Regions from separate parts of the Homo sapiens genome. Here region 1 is linked to region 2. Evidence: chromatin loops called from intact Hi-C (ENCODE). Cell type or tissue: HepG2. All regions are shown on one strand. Links, peaks and the distances in the headings refer to the core of each region. The heading gives the core; the rest is flanking DNA.

The links. Peaks named below come from ENCODE experiments on the same cell type or tissue, not always from the same donor. Only the 100,000 strongest peaks of a DNase experiment are listed, where the experiment ranks them.
Region 1: it touches region 2 in a loop (2.5-fold over the local background); 15 of 110 quality-filtered maps call a loop at or near these places.

The regions. Positions count from the first base shown.
Region 1 is chr13:81,489,288-81,497,712 of GRCh38, forward strand. No RefSeq gene overlaps it. Among named protein-coding and RNA genes, the nearest start is that of LINC00564, 270 kb to the left of the region's middle. In HepG2, for the core only: no CTCF peak of the experiment used is centred there; a DNase peak (open chromatin) is centred at 4,024.
Region 2 is chr13:81,171,149-81,179,573 of GRCh38, forward strand. No RefSeq gene overlaps it. Among named protein-coding and RNA genes, the nearest start is that of LINC00564, 52 kb to the right of the region's middle. In HepG2, for the core only: no CTCF peak of the experiment used is centred there; no DNase peak of the experiment used is centred there.

The DNA.
Region 1 (8,425 bases), core at 1,942-6,941, 320 kb after region 2:
AATGAGACTAAATTGAGCTCTGTAGAGAACCTGGTTTTTATCCATGGGCACTGAAAAGGAAAATAGATGAAAGCACCAATGAGGAGATAGAAGGAAAGAAAACGTTGCTTGGGGATCATCTGTGAATTTACATTGGTAGAACCCAGCACTTACATTCCTGAAACCTCAAATTTTAGGTGAGCTTATCTAAACTTTCTCTTCATTTGACCCACCCCTGTCTTTAGTTCCTAACAGCTGTTCAGGATATTCAGCTTCTTCAATACTATTCCTAATATTCTCAGGATGGCAGGTAAGGGAATTAAGAAAAGGTCAGAGCTGCAATCAAGGTGGAATTTCTGGAACAAGAATCAAATTTATCACTAGGATTAGAAGCATGAATTTCAAGGTAAATTGGCTCAGACATTTATGCGTCAAAGAGCCTCTTGGGTGTATCTATCCTGACCAGAAATCCTAGCCCACCAGTCTCCAATTTGGTAGCTTCTGGCAATGTGAGGCTATTTAAATCTATGCTTACATTAAATAAAATTTAATAAAATTATAAATTGAGTTTCTCAGTTGCCCTAGTTACATTTTAACTGGGGTTGGTAACCAACATATTGAAGAGTGCAGATTATAGAACATTTCCATCATTGTAGAAAATTTTACTGGACAGTGTAACTCCAGCCCCATGATTTAAAAGTAGAAATAACAAAGTGGGTTATAGGAATGGTAAAGCATGTTACCTTTCAGGTTTTCAAATGATAACTCAGAATGGGTTTCTTCTCCTAAGGTACTCCTAATGAAAGAGTACATCATAATTATGTAAAGCTCCAGCATGGGGCTAGACTACATAGGAACAGTCTTGACTTTCACTGCTTACTGACAGACGGTGTTTTGGCAAAGTTAACTTATTTTGCTGTATCTCAGTTTTCTCACTGAAAAGATTGAAATACTAATAGCAGCCACAGTATAGGGCTGTTTAAGTTCTTTTGAAAAATACTGGATTGAGCTATGATTGATATGTAAATAGCTGTACATATTTAATACATACAATAGGATGAGTTTGGAGATAAGTATATACTTGTGAAACTATTGCCACCATCTATGCAATAACCCTATCCATCACTTCCAAAAGTTTTCTCCTGCCTTGGGTATTTATGCACTTATTTATTTACATCATATATATGTGATAAAAACACTTAACATATGATATATCTCTTAGCAATATTTTAAGTACAGAGTACACTATTATGAACTTCAGGTACTATGATTTACGGTATATCTCCTCTAGGACTTGCTCATCTGGCATAGCTGAAACTTAGTATCCTTTGACTGATAACTTGCTATTTTCCCCTCACTGCAGTCCCTTGTAACCATTCTGTTCTCTACATTTATGAATCTATTTTAGATTTTCACATAAGTGGTACCGTGTAGTATTTGTTTTTCTGTATCTGGCTTATTTACTTAGCATAATGTCATCCAGGTTCATCCATGTTGTCATAAATAACAAGATTTCTGTTTCTAAAGTCTGAATAATAACCCATTCAATATACATACCACATTTTCTTTATCTATTTATCTGTTGAGGAACATTTAGGTTGCTTCCATGTCTTGGCTACTGTGAAGAGTACAGCAATGAACATGGGAGGGGAGATATCTCTTCAACATAGTTATTTCATTTCCTTTGAATATATACCCAGTAGTGAGACTGTTGGATCAGGTGGTAGTTCTATTTTTAATTTTTTTGTGGAACCTCTATACTGTTCTCCACAGTGGCTGTACTAATTTATATTTTCCCTAATAATGTGTAAGGTTCTCTTTCCTCCACATTCTCACCAATACTTATCTTTCTTTCTTATTTTAAACAATAGCTATCCTAACAAATTTGAGGTGATATCTATCTATCTCATTTAATTTGCATTTTTCTGAATATTAGTCATGTTGAGAACATTTTCATATACCTGTGTTGGCCCTTTGTATGTCTTCTCTGGAAAAAAAAGTTTATTCATGTCCTTTGCTCTTTTTTTCTTTTTGAGACGGAGTCTCTCTGTGTCGCCTAGGCTGGAGTGTAGGGGCGCGATCTCGGCTCACTGCAAGCTCCATCTCCCGGGTTCACACCATTCTCCTGCCTCAGCCTCCCAAATAGCTGGGACTACAGGCGCCCGCCACCACGCCCGGATAATTTTTATTTTATTTTATTTTATGTATGTATTTATTTATTTATTTGGTAGAGACTGGGTTTCACCATGTTAGCCAGGATGGTCTCGATCTCCTGACCTTGTGATCTGCCTGCGTTGGCCTCCCAAAGTGCTGGATTACAGGCGTGAGCCACTGCGCCTGGCCCTTTGCTCATTTTAAATCAGGTTATTTATTTATTTAGTTGTTGTTTCTGTTTTTGCTATTGAATGGTAGGAGTGCCTTAAATATTTTGACTATAAACCCTGTATTAAATATACAGCAAGCAAATATTTTCTCCCATTTGTAGGTTGCCTTTTCATTTTGTTGATTGCTTCCTTTGCTGGGCAGAAGTTTCAGCTTGATATTATCCCACTTGTGTACTTTTGCTTTTGTTGTCTGTGCTTTTGGTGTTATATTCAAGAAATCATTGTCAAAGAAAACGTCAAGAAACTTTCTATGTTTTTTGTAGAATTTATTTTAGTTTCAGGTCTTATATTTAAGTCTTTAATTCATTTTGAGTTGGTTTTTGTGTATAGTGTATCATGAAGGTCCACTATCATTATTTTGGATGTGAATATTCTGTTTTCCCAACACTGTTTTCTCCAAATATTCAAGAGACTATCTTTTCCCCATTGTGTTGGTGGCACCCTTGACATGGATCAGTAGGCCACATAAGCATAGGCTTATTTCTGGGCATCCTATTGTATTTCATTGGCTTATATGACTATTTAAACTTTAAAAATGTATAATACTACTTGCAATGTAGCAATCATTCCAAAAAACTGTTCACTATAATTATTTTCATTATTCTATAGCTACCACATATGTTAAATGAGAATAATGACAATAGTTCCCGTTGATCAAGCCAAGGGCTTTTCTAGTACAAACTATCTACCTAAACCCTGAATATAGCATTCTTACTAAGGAAAAAAAGAAAAACAACAAGAGTAAATTTTACCAAATAGATTTAGGGAACAGTGTGCATATCATGCATGTGCTCCTATGTAGAAACTTTAAAGATTATAATAGATTTGAAAAGTATATCTTATAATTGCTATGCTCAATTTTATTTATATATTTATATGTGAAAAATAGTCAAGAAATTTATTTCAAGGACTTGCTATAAACATTAATGCTCTTAGTCTTTGTAGTATTTCAGACGGCTATTGACAGTAGCCGAACTGAAGCAATAACTTACTCTCATGTCTCTTAGCTGTTCATTAGTTTGATATATTTCCTTCAAACACCATTAATGCCAAGCTGCTGATCGATTACAGCAGATAGCTTGGCATCATTATTAGATGGCTCTAATTATTTTGGGTAGATATTAAGAATTTTATTTTCAGAAAGCAAATGCTAGAAAGAATGTAATCTCTAAATTGTATTTTGAGCACTAAATATAATTATATCTATATTGATGTCATTTCTCAGTACTTAAAGTAATAACTGGAAAGTCATTTTTATATACATACATTTCTAAAATGTATCCTGCAAATTATCCTTAAAGAAAGAAAATAAGGTATCTGTTAAATGTATTTTATTCTTCATTGTTATAAAGAATAATAAAACTGATTTAACTGTGTTCAAAATAAGATTCATAACTCTGGTTAATGATCAAAAAGGACCAAAAGAATATAGTAAAAAAAAAGAAGTATGATTTATCAATTTTGATATAAAATTTTTGTTTTCTACACATCCATGTAGTTCTCTCCATAGCAACATTATTAACAAAGAAAAGTCATCTTTTTATTTCCTTTTGGTTCCTGAGAGGGAAACACAATGCCTGAGCATTAGTGTTTCTATATGGAATGGTTAATGAATGGTGAGGACACACTGTGGTCAGGTCAAAGCTCTTGTTTACTCATTCTAAAAGCTACATATGTATCATGGGGTTACATCATTTTCTAGAGTGCGGTATGCCAGTAAATGCAATTTAGCATATTGTCTTCGATTAACGCTTCCCATCTGTTATGTATGTGGCAAGTGAGTGAACAGTTGGGGGAAAATAAAGAAACATTGCTGCAGTATTAGTATGAATACTACCCTTATTAATGGTAAAGCAATTTTAAAAAATACCGCTTACACATTATTAACTCTAAAAATGTTTCTGCACAGTAGTTTTTAATATGCCAGTGAGGTTATTCATATGGTTTAATTCCCCAGGATAGTGTAAAAAATATATCTGTATCCTTAGGGCAGGAAAAATATTAGAAAGATCCTCAGAAGGTTCATTTTCTAGTGTTCCAGAGGCTACAGTGGGAGCCATTATCTCTTTAAAACAGAGTGATGACCAATAAATTGTACTATGTTACTTTTGCATGCGTTAGGCTCACTTTACAGATGTAAAAATGAAACAAACAAAAATTAGTAATTGGCTCAATTTCTGACAGCTCATGGATGTTGAAACTATTCTTAACCACTACAATATAGTGACTTTTTAGGAAAAATGGATATTTGAGGGAAAACAAGGAGAATATAAACCCCATATTAAGCTGCATAATTTATACCAAAAAAAAAGAAAAGAAGAAAAGGAGAAACCTTTAAGAAAAAGAAAATTTAAAAGAGTAGCTAGCAAAAAGTTACAACTCTGACAAAAAAAATTTTTTAAATATTCTAAATGGGATTTTTCAACTTAACAATTAAAAGACATTGTAAAAATTTCAGACAGAACAGAAAATATGCTCCCAGTTGGGAAACAGGTTCAGAATGAGGAGAGAGACAAAGGGTCTGAAATCATCATGCCCAGTTGAATTTTTCTAAACTCTCAGGAGAAAAATGATTGAAATGCTGATATGCATCCCTCCACAATGAAGGAATCATCATGAGTGGGAAAAGAGTCTTTTTCCTGTAAAAATGCTATTTTGCTACTTAGCCTTCAATTCTTTGCCTAGTAAACCAGTTGACTAAACTAAATACTTCCTTCTTTTACAGTTTGAAATTTCTGTGTCTTGGAGATCTTCCTCTACTACCTTATATGGTGGGGAAAAGAGTGAGTATACGTTTCTCATCCTGACGTATCCTGATGAATTTTGAAACCTAGATTGATTTTTTGTGCCACTTATATATACCACCACCTACTGTTGATATGTTGTGTGTGAACGGATTGTAAATTTATTTGTGCATTGAAACACATTCTACATTTTCTTTCTGTGTCCCACACAAATATCCCCTAAAGAGATCATTGCACTTGTCATGATCGGTATCGAAGCAGTCATAAGGCTCATACAAACAGGTAAGGTAGACTGAAATAGGAATGAAGTCTGAGTTTTATACAGTGATAGAAATGCAAGCTAAGCTTTGAATCTGGAGATCGAGAAACAAAGATATGGTTACAAAATTTTTTTAAAAATTAATATACATAGATCAATATTAGTTAAAAGTAAAAGTGTGGAGACTATAGGGACTTATGTTTAGATCATTTTGAGGTAAACTATGAAATTATGAATGTGCACTGGGGAGAGATGTGGTAAGCCATCAGTAAGATTCTAATTTAGTAAAATATAGAATAATCAGGCATCTAAGGCCAGTAAGAGATATTAGAAACTCTCCCTCTAAGACTGATGTTCAATCACTTTAAAATCTACCCATCATAGCTTTAGAGCAGTCTAAAAACAGATACAGCAATACAAATGACTTTCTGCTGAGACCAAGACCTATTATAGTAGAGATAATGGCATAGAACTTAATTAAAGTAATAATTGGACTAGGGTGAGGTGAAGCTAGTTATGATACAAATCGTTAAGCATCATTTTCCTTATAACCAACCCAAACCGTAGGGCATATTGAATAATATTCATATTTATATATGTTGAAATTTTAGAAATGGAAATTCTTAAAAGTACTACCAGGTCTTTTCATTTACTAAGAAATAAGGGTTTGTCAGATAGGTTTGCACTGTGGAGAACCACAGATCATTGTAATATCAAACATTTTTCCACTAGTTAAGAACCAATTTTTACATCTTTGAGGGCTCTAACACCCCTATTGAGAATGTATGCATTAAATTTTATCTATATTTTAATGAATCTTGATGTTAGGTCTTCAGAAAGAACCACTTGGGTGAACTCTAACTCATCATCACCAACTACCTAAATGACACCTTCAGTTGATATTTATTAAATATCACAATCTGAAAATGTTCTAAATAAAAAGTTCTAACATACATTTTTACTCTTCTAAAGACTCCTCTCTCTCTCTTCTGAAATCTTACCCCTTCTCAATAAATGCAAGGTTATTTTTACCTTTGTTCAGACCCAAAGCTTACAAAGCATCTTTGATTCCTCTCTATCATTATTCCATTAATATATCTGGTTGGATCTAATGTCAAATTTTATCAGGAATCTGATCACTTCTTTTTTCTACCACTAATTCACTTGTACAACCCACTACTGTCTCTCAGCTGGATTACTGTAGGACTGCTCTAATTTTTGTTTCTTTTCTCTCTTGCCATCTATCTACCCACCCAATTCTATTTTCCATATTGTAGTTAAAGTGTTCTTTTTAAATAGAAGTAAAATAGCAACTCTAAACCTTCCAACAGCAACTCATCTCATTCATAATAGAAGTGCATAAAATAGCCTGTGGGAACTAACATGAACTCACTAGAGTTCAGTTTCTGATCTCAACTCTGACCACTCATCCTATCACTCTGGTTCAACCACACTATCTTTTTTGATGGTCTTCAAACAAAAACATTTCTTCTTTTAAGATCAACTAAAAATACTCCTGCTTTTGCCTAGATTTCCTCATATCTTATAGCACTCCCCAAATTCATTGTTTTCCACTGAAAATAAAAATATTTTAGAAATTCTTCACTGACTACTGTATTTAAATTATCATTTCAAGCACCCTAAAACTGTCCCTTCTCTTACCTTGCTTTTACTTTTTCTCAGTAATCCTTACCACCTTTTGAATATGTTCCATTTACCTGCTTATTTGCTAAAAGAATATGTCCTCTTTCTTGAATTCGACTCTCAGAAGGTCATATCATTATGATATTATTTTGTTCACTGTTGTATTCCTAGAAGGATGCAGCAAACCTGAAAAACAGAATCCTTAAAAACATGTTGGATTGATTACATGAATGGAAAAAAAACATATAATGCATAGATACGAAAAACATATATAAATAGAAAGAAAAACAGATGAAAAGAGACAGAGAGGGAGATGAGGAGAAAGGGGTAGAGAAAGAGAGACAGAGAGAAATCAAGATAGTTTTCTTCCTCAAAGGTAAAGGTGTATAGTGTGTGCGTATGCATGTGTGTGTGCGTCTGTGTGTGTGTATAATAATGTGTGTATTATAATGACTTTTGGAAATTTAAAATATAAAGCCTAGGAGACCCAAAAATGGACTGTGAGGAATGAATCTTACTCTATTAAAAAGGTTAGAAGTGGGAGAAAAATAGGAGTTGATCTAAGTTGGAAAATAGTGTTTTGACTAAAAAAGAAATTAAAGCTAAGAAAAAAGGAACTGTACACAAGCACTGCATTTTAGTTGGTAAATTTGCTTCTCAAGGGGTGCATACTAAACATTCTAAAATTGCTTTATATGTATACTGAGAATGAATCAGCAAATGGATGCTGGATGGTGGAAGCCATGTTTCCCGTATTTGGAAAGGGATAACCAAAAACAGTAACTCAAAAGGCAAGGCTAGATAGAATCACATAGAAGTAGATTATAGCCAGAGATATCAGTATGAAATCATTCTTAGTTGAACACAGATGTGTAAATACAGAACCATTGATTGGTATCTGTGGATACATGTGTTCATATACAGAATATATTACCCAGCTCTCTCAGCTGAGATGTCCTATAAATTCACACAGTGCCAAGATTTTTGTTTCTAATATCATTGTTCAATAAAAGAAACTCCAGAATTCCTTGGAGAAATGGCTGATTATGAAGTTGAGATAAGGACATTTCGAGATGATCATAGAGCATCCTGTAGAACCCCAATTACAGAAGCATAATATTAAAACAAAAAAAAAGAAAAAAATGGGGCTTGAGGCATGTCACAGGTACACAAGGGGAATGAAAGAGCTTCCAATGCCAAAGCTGAAAGATTTGAGAAACAAAATAAAAAGTACAGTATTATATTTTAACAAGAAGTTGAAAAATTATACGAAATCCATACTGATATGTCAATTATTGCTTAAATAAATGGAGAAGATGCAAATCTGCTAGAGAATAATTTCACATAATCTATGAATATATGCATATCTTTAGGAGGAGGAGCATATTTAATCCCCAGCTCATCCTTTTGTGTGG
Region 2 (8,425 bases), core at 1,540-6,539:
CCTTCAGGAATATCTACGTCTGTCAGGGGTACCTGGAAAACCCAATACTTCAGATGTCAGCCATTATAATATTGCAACAAATTAAACCAGTAGATGGCAGTATCACTCAGCAAAATTTAAAGTTGATTTTTTTAGGCCTTTGTACAATAATCATAGTATCCTAAAACTTCCCCAATAGTATGAGCTGACAAAGGCCTTACTTAACCATAATCAATCTTTATTCTCTGATAGATTAAAATGGTTAAATATACTTGATTGTATCAAACTCAAGATAAAACTTTTTTTTTTTTAATAGGTTGAACATTTGTACCTTTGGCTTATTGCTATGTTTGGTGTTCATTTTATAAATATATAATTCTAGAGACACTTTACACATTTTTTAAACATTGAATTTCATAATTTAAATTACATTTCTGAAAATAGTGTTCTCGATTTAGAAAAAGTGTAGTTTAGCTATTTTATATGATTATAAGTGCTGCATACTGCTATATTAAACCCTCAGAAGCATGAGGGCTCTGATAGACTTTGCCTATATTATTGAAGTAAGTTACTAGGCTTTTTTTTTTTTTCTTTCTAGCTAACTTGTTTGCTCAGATAACTAACAATATACCTAGTCTTGTGGATCTCCTTGTCTTTACTGGCACTGCAATGCAGTTCATACTCTCATTTATCTTACTGGGCTAAGTAGCAGATGATGATTCATATAATTTCAAGAGATGAAATGCTAAAAGTAGAATAGGCTATTTTACATTGCAGATAATCATAAGTCTACATTATTAGGTTTTGTCTATTAAAATTACTTTAATTCTTACAATATATTTTAGAATATTGAATAGAAAAAATAAAGTTTCTATTAACATGTTTGGAATTTAATGTAGAAGAGCTCATATGAAGTAAATTAGAATTTGGAGTGGTTGATGTTATTTCACTTGTTCTGTTTCTCCAGTATTCTTAAGACAACTGACTGCGTAGTAACAAACTATTAGACTATTTCTTACATTTAATATCTTGGCTTTTTTAACGAAGGGCAAACAATTACAGCATTTATATGAAAATATACCTTTAGCTAGAAGCAATGTTTGTACCATATATTTAGAAGTAAAGATGTGACTATGAAACATAGTGAATTGCATAGGTCTAATGAGTCTGGTGAGTCAGTTGTTTAATGAAAATGAATCGAATTGAGTAAAGCTCCAAGTGTATCCACTGGAGTAAATGAATGTTCTAAATTCTGTAGAAAGCAACTGGAGTGTGTCACACAAGCATCCAAAGAAAACAGGTGGTGATTTCAGATTTCCCAGGTGAGGATTACAATCAAGTTGCAATTGTGGATCTCTCCTGTGTAAGAGCAAATACGGATTGTTCTTTAAAGTCATGCTCTGCTGGTGTTCTGTTTGCTGCAGACACTGCCTTTTCAAGCGATGTCTCGTTTACAGGCAGGTAAATTCATCCTTTTGCCAAGGACATTCGTAATTGTCAGAGCCTTTGCTGTTTTCTTTGACTGGGGTGAATCAGCTGTTTAACTAAACAGTGACTATACATGCTCACGCATTTCTTCTTTCTTCCCCAGCTGTACCTTTCTTTCATGTTTTATGAAATGCCCCCTGCTAATCAAAGCCAAACAGTGCATAATGGACTTTCGTGAAAGCTGAAATGTATTTATTTCAAGTGTGGAGCATTTGAGCAAGCTGTGATTTAATCTTTGCTATCTGTTTTTCCTTGTCAAGTGATTGGCAGGAGGAGGCAAGCACAATCCATTTTTCTGATTAATACACTGCCATGCACTTTGATTTCCTCCACATGAAGGTTACAAAGACTGCTGGTGCCATCAAGGAAAAGATGAGTTCTCATATAGGAAAATGTCAAATGCATCCTGTTTTGTGAAGATAGCTGAGGCCGTGAGGTTCAATGTAAGAATCAGGGCTTTGGAGTCAGAGAGGCCTGGGAATAGATTCAGCTCACCAACTTCTTTTTTTTTTTTTTTTTTTTTTTTTTTTTTGAGACAGAGTCTCGCTCTGTTGCCCAGGCTGGAGTGCAGTGGCGGGATCTCGGCTCACTGCAAGCTCCGCCTCCCGGGTTCACGCCATTCTCCTGCCTCAGCCTCCCAAGTAGCTGGGACTACAGGCGCCCGCCACTACGCCCGGCTAATTTTTTTGTATTTTTAGTAGAGACGGGGTTTCACCGTTTTAGCCGGGATGGTCTCGATCTCCTGACCTCGTGATCCGCCCGCCTCGGCCTCCCAAAGTGCTGGGATTACAGGCGTGAGCCACCGCGCCCGGCCTCAGCTCACCAACTTCTTTGCCTTAAACAGGTGCTTTACTACCTGGCATTACTCCATGGGCCACCCAACCCATCCTACCGGTATCATTTACCCACCTAAATCCTACCAGAATAACATTTTTGAGTCAGTACCAGTCTACAGATAAGTCTTACAGTCATGTTTGGCAGCATTTTCTGTTTCTCCTGGCAGTAAGGTGATACGTGTCTTTCAATGAATAGGATTGGTTTTCAATTCAATGAAATATTATAATCCTTATGAATTTCCATTTCATCACAGGAAAACAAATTTAGCAGTTCTTACTTCCAGCAGTTGTGTTAAGCATTGACTCTGGTGCATATATAAAGTAACTGGCAGATAATAGAAGTTCATTTATCATTAATCACACTCTTCCATCATTTTTCTAGTGTAATTACTGCAAAGGTTGTGAATAACAAATTGTTATAAGAAGGAACTTTTCTGTATTTTCACAAATGGAAATGAGCTATTTCATGGAATTAATGTGAGCTAATATTCAAAAATTTCCTTTCTTCTCTTAAATTACTCTTTAAGAGAAGGTAAGGGGACATTTAAAGGAAGGATATTTCTTTAATTTGTCAGTTTATTTTCCCTATGTACGTAAAGTTATTGATTATAGTATTTCCAGAGCTCATAAGTCAATCAGACGATTATCATTTAATACATTATTGATAATATATTATAAAATAATATTAAGCAGTTACTATATTTCCTAAAGGCACATGACCACTAGTTGTGTCTTAAGCAATTAACAAAATAGATTCTATTCATTATCGTAATATTGAATTGTTATTGACTCCCATGGTCAAGCAATTTAACATTATATACTCACTGTAACAGACTTAAAATGAGAATAAGGGCTTATTTAATTTGGGACTTAATGACTAAAAGGTAACCTGAATTTGAAAATATTTCACATTGCCAGTGTCTTCACATTATGAAGGTCTATGGGTTGAATAGGGTGTTGAGGTATAAACATTTCTTTGAAGTTGAGGTAAGGCAGATTGAATTATACACTTGTTGGAGTACTTGCAACGTGAACTTCTAAAGTTCATTTCAACTCCTGCTTATGTCTCACTTAAGCCCATATCTCCAAAACAATTAACCTCTTGAATGCAGAGAGCATGTCAGGGTGATTTTGGTTTATACGTGGATAAAGTAAGCACCTCTGTGATAAATGATTTATCTACTTTCTTAATTTTAAATAGAAGCAACCCTTTATGTAATTCTAAATAAATTTGCAAATTCAAGAAATCTGTTTTTAATATACTGGGATTAGGTTCTTCTAATATTTTTAATATTGGTGATAGTGATCCAACTAACAATTACTTCTTGGTAAAACATATATGGTTAGTAACAATACTATTTTTTTCTCAACTATTGTGTCTGCTAAACATTTTTTAAGTGTTTGGAATCCTAAGTACAAATTCATTTTGATATTAGACTATTTTTTTCTGTAGAACTGGGGATAAAACAGGAAGAGAAAGTATATGCTTGGTAACAATAGTTGTCTTTAAATGATAGGATTTTAGAGTAGCTCTTTGAAAAAAAATGCCTCAAAATAGCGCATCTTAGTTTGAAAGCTTAATCCTAAATAAATGAATTACATAAGATGGCTACATAACTGGAAAAAAGAGGGTGAAAAAAGAGGGGAAGTAAACAATTTCCTCCAAAACAAGCATTTAAATTAGGAAGAGATTACAAACAAAAACCCTAATCTAATTTGTATTAATTACATAATTTACAGTTTTCTTTTTTCTATATCTTCTCCTCCATTTCTGCTTTTTCTCTTTCTTTCTTTCTCTCCCTTATTGCATTAGCTCTTTGTTTAGATTTGGAAATTTGCTGATTCTTTATGAATATAATTTGTTCTTTTAATTCATGGGTGGCAGGTGGAACCCTTCAAAATAACCATTCAATTGAGTCAAAACAGGTATTTAAGGGGGTTTAAATTGCTAGACAAATGTAGGATATTAACTGCCTTATAATTCTGAACAGTTTAATTTATCTGACAGCATAAATGTTTGAAATGTTAATGTGCTTGACTTTCTTTTCTCTTTTTTTTAAATCCCTTTCTTTTCTCTATTGCTTAGTTTCTTTGATTTTTGTTGTTTTATTTTGCATTCATTAGTTCAAGAGGTTAGAGAAAAACAGAAGTCATCTCAACACTGGCCTGTTCAGATGCAAAATTAACCCCTCAGCCACCTTACACACACACACACACACACACACACACACACGCACACTCTCACGTCCATGTATATGTACATATACAGACATAGAACTTATCTCTATGGCATATGCGCACCTTAGAAAAGTAAAAATCTCACGTGAAGAGTCTAATGTTCCTTATTTCTATTTTTGTAGTAGAAAAGAATCAGTGGAAGTAAAGAAAAATAAGTACATTTTGTTCACAAGTCTGGTACTCATGGTGATTGACAAGATTTCAAATAAAGGGTACTGCATCTCAGATTGACTGCTACCCCTACAATGTTAGAAAATGATAAGGAAATGGCCACATCCCAATAGATAAGCCAATGTATAGAGAATGCATAACTCTCAGAAGTAACTGACAGTAACATAAATCTGAAAAAGATTCCAAAAGTACTGGATCTGAAATAGTACAAACAATGCTTGAAGTTGGTTAAGGAGTTACCAGTTACTTGTGAGAAGGAAGTTTGCTAATGCACACAGCTTGATTTAGTGATTTCATTCTGTGATATATATACCACAGAAAAATTCTTGTCCAATGTACAAAATTGTTCCAAGTAAAATAGTAGATAATAAAATTAACCTGGAAAATGTTGCTTAAAAAATAATGAATAAATAAGTTGTGGACTATCACCAGAATGTAACATTAGGTAGCAATCAAAATAAATGAACATAGATGCATAACTTAAATTAACAAGTATAATATTTAGCTAAAGATTATATAATAGAAGAATATAGCATTTAACTTTTAATATACATTTCAAAAACTAGCAAAATGAAAAATATATTGTAAAATATGTTGATTATATATTTATATGTACATATATGTGGGGTTTGTATGTATACATAGATAATATGTGTAGTAAAAATGAAAATAAAAGCAAAGAAAATGACAGCAATTTTTTTTTTTTTGAGACAGAGTCTCGCTCTGTTGCCCAGACTAGAGTGCAGTGGTGCAATCTCGGCTCACTGAAACCTCCACCTCCCGAGTTCGAGCAATTCTCCTGCCTCAGCCTCCCTAGTAGCCAAGATTACAGGCATGTGCCACCACACCCGGCTAATTTCTTTTTTTATTTTTAGTAGAGACAGGGTTTCACCATGTTGGCTAGGCTGCTCTTGAACTCCTGACTTCAGGTGATCCGCCCGCCTTGGCCTCCCAAAGTGCTGGGATTACAGGCATGAACCACCACGCCCAGCCAACAGCAAAAATTTTAAGACCTCTAGAGAGCAAAGCAAGGAACACCAGTGGGTTTCAAAGGTAAGTAAAATTCTCAAATTATCAATGTCGTTACTGAAAGTTGGAATTTGTGTTAGTAATTATTTTAGCTATCATATATATTACATATATTTTCGCATGCATGAAATGTAAGAAATATTTTAAAATAGAAATAAAAAAATAAGTAATATAAACCCCTTTAAAAATAAATATTATTGGGAGTAGTCATTTGCCCTTTATGGAAATAAAAATTGGAGTAACCTCTTCAAAACAAATTTGTCAGTATGTATATAAGAAATTCAAAATGTGTCTACCATTTGCCCCAGCATACCACTTCCAGAAATTTCTCCTAAAAATATACTTACGGGTGTGTGCAAGGTCGCAGTTATAAGGATGCTTTATCCCCTGTACTGTGATTTATGATAGCAGAAATTATGGCTAAAGCCAACGTTTGACAATTAGGGAACAATCATATAAATAAGGGTATGTCCACATAATAAATTTTGCCATAATTATTATAAATAAATAAAATAATGCTGCATGTCACTATTGTACATTTCAATGTCCACATTCTTTCCAAAGTTTTCACAGCATATTTAGTGCTCAAAGATGTTCCTTTACATTTTTGTAACTTCTTTGAAACACTTTTTTCAATTATAAAAGCTTTTATTATTTTTGCCAGGTTAATTTTAAATTTTGCTTTGTTTTAACTGACAAAATGTTGTATATATTTATTGCATAAAAATATAGTTTTAAAATATGTATACATTTTGCAATGGCCAAATTGAGCTAATTAACATATACATTACTTCACATAATTATTGATTGTGGTGAGAATACTTAAAATCTACTCTCTTAGCAATTTTCAAGAGTATAATACATGTTATTAATTATAGTCATTATAGTTATTTATACAATAGATCACTTGATCTTATTCTTCTTCACTAATGGAAATTGTGTATTATTTGACCATCTCCCCCAAAAGACAGGTACAAGTATTCCTTGTTTGTACTTAACTACTTATATATTTTTTCTATACCAGGGGCATATATAATGCCAATTATATGTCTTCTATTTGTTTCAATTTATCATTTAAAGTCTGTATATACATTTAAAACTTCTATTTAAAACACATTGCTTCAAATACAATTGCTTATTTTTATCACATATAGTAGGAATTACAAATAATGTATCATAAATGTTTCTAAGTGACTGAAAGGCACTGATGAGCTTTGGCATGTGAGCATCCTAAAAAATAATGCAATGCAATATCTCTTTACACCTTTGTAATAGGCATGCCTGAGAAAGCTGGATAATGCAGAGAGCTGGTTGTATGCAAGACAGGAAATCACTCCCACACTTCAGGTGGGCGGGTGAACTAGTGTAGTCCATTTGTAGATCAATTTGGAAAAGTCTAGTCAAATAAATATATGACCCAAACCTTCAATTCCTGGAAGTAGGAGCCAAAGGAATGTCTACATATAGAAGATTGTATTTTACATAGTATTAGGGAGTTGGAAGTGATCTGTGTTCATGGTTGGGTAGGGCATAGCAAAATGTGGTAAGAGCACAACATGATGCACTTGGCTATAGGTAGAATCAGTAAACTACATAAAGACATAGACATGTACTAAGTATGCAAACAAAAAGTAGATTAATCTTAGAATTTTAGAGCAGAGTAAAAAGAGTTGAATAAAAAACAAAAAATGTACACTTCCGCTTTCCTTCTAACTCACGTCCCAGATTAAGCTATTTTAACAATGAGACCCAAACGTTTGTTTGATATGCCCAAGGTTACCATAGTTATTATATTCTTTATTGGTCTATTTTTATACAATCTGCATGCTAACTAAGCATGGTTTTTAACTTTGTAAATGGTTGTTAAAGGAATGAAAGAAGCAGGAGGAGTAGAAAGGGGAGGATAGGAAGAAGGAAAAGAGGAAGTAGAGAAGAAAGGGAGAAAGACCATAAGTCTAAGATATTTACCATCTGAAACTCTAAGGAAAAATCTTGGCCGGTCTTTGCTATTAACAGTCATTCAGGGACCCATCTCCTTTGTCTTACTGCTCTGGGCTTCTCAATCTGCAGCAAGCATCAATATCACCCACCTATAAGGCTGTAAACCAGATTGCGGACCCCATCTCTGAATTTCTGACTCAGTAGGTCTGGTACACAGCCAGAGAATTCACAGTGCTGAAACTAACAGTTTCTGAGGTGAGACGGATGCTGTGTACCTGGGAAGAACACTCTGAGGACCAGTGCCTTGGAGCACTGCTGTTAACTTGCCTACTTGAAACCACATTACCCCCACATCTGGGTAGCACAGAGTAGGAAGTAAGAGAAACAACACATTTAGTATTCTGAGGCTCAGACCTGGAAGTGTTTCACATCACCCTGCTTTCATTCCACATGGACACACCAAGCTGCAGAAAATTCTGAAAAATGTAATTTATAATTCTATTACTATTGAATAAGGTGATGATGAATTTTGGTAGAAAATTAGCAATCTCTGCTACTGTAGTATTTACATAAATTAAAAGTGCATGAAAATGAAGTAAAAAATGCCCATTATAAAAGAACATATGGAAACAAAAACCTGCATATTAAATCATGAAATTGATTGCCTCTGTGGGAAGGGAAATGGGTGCTTTTGTGTGTGTGTGTGTGTGTGTGTGTGTGTGTGTGTGTGCATGTAATTTTCA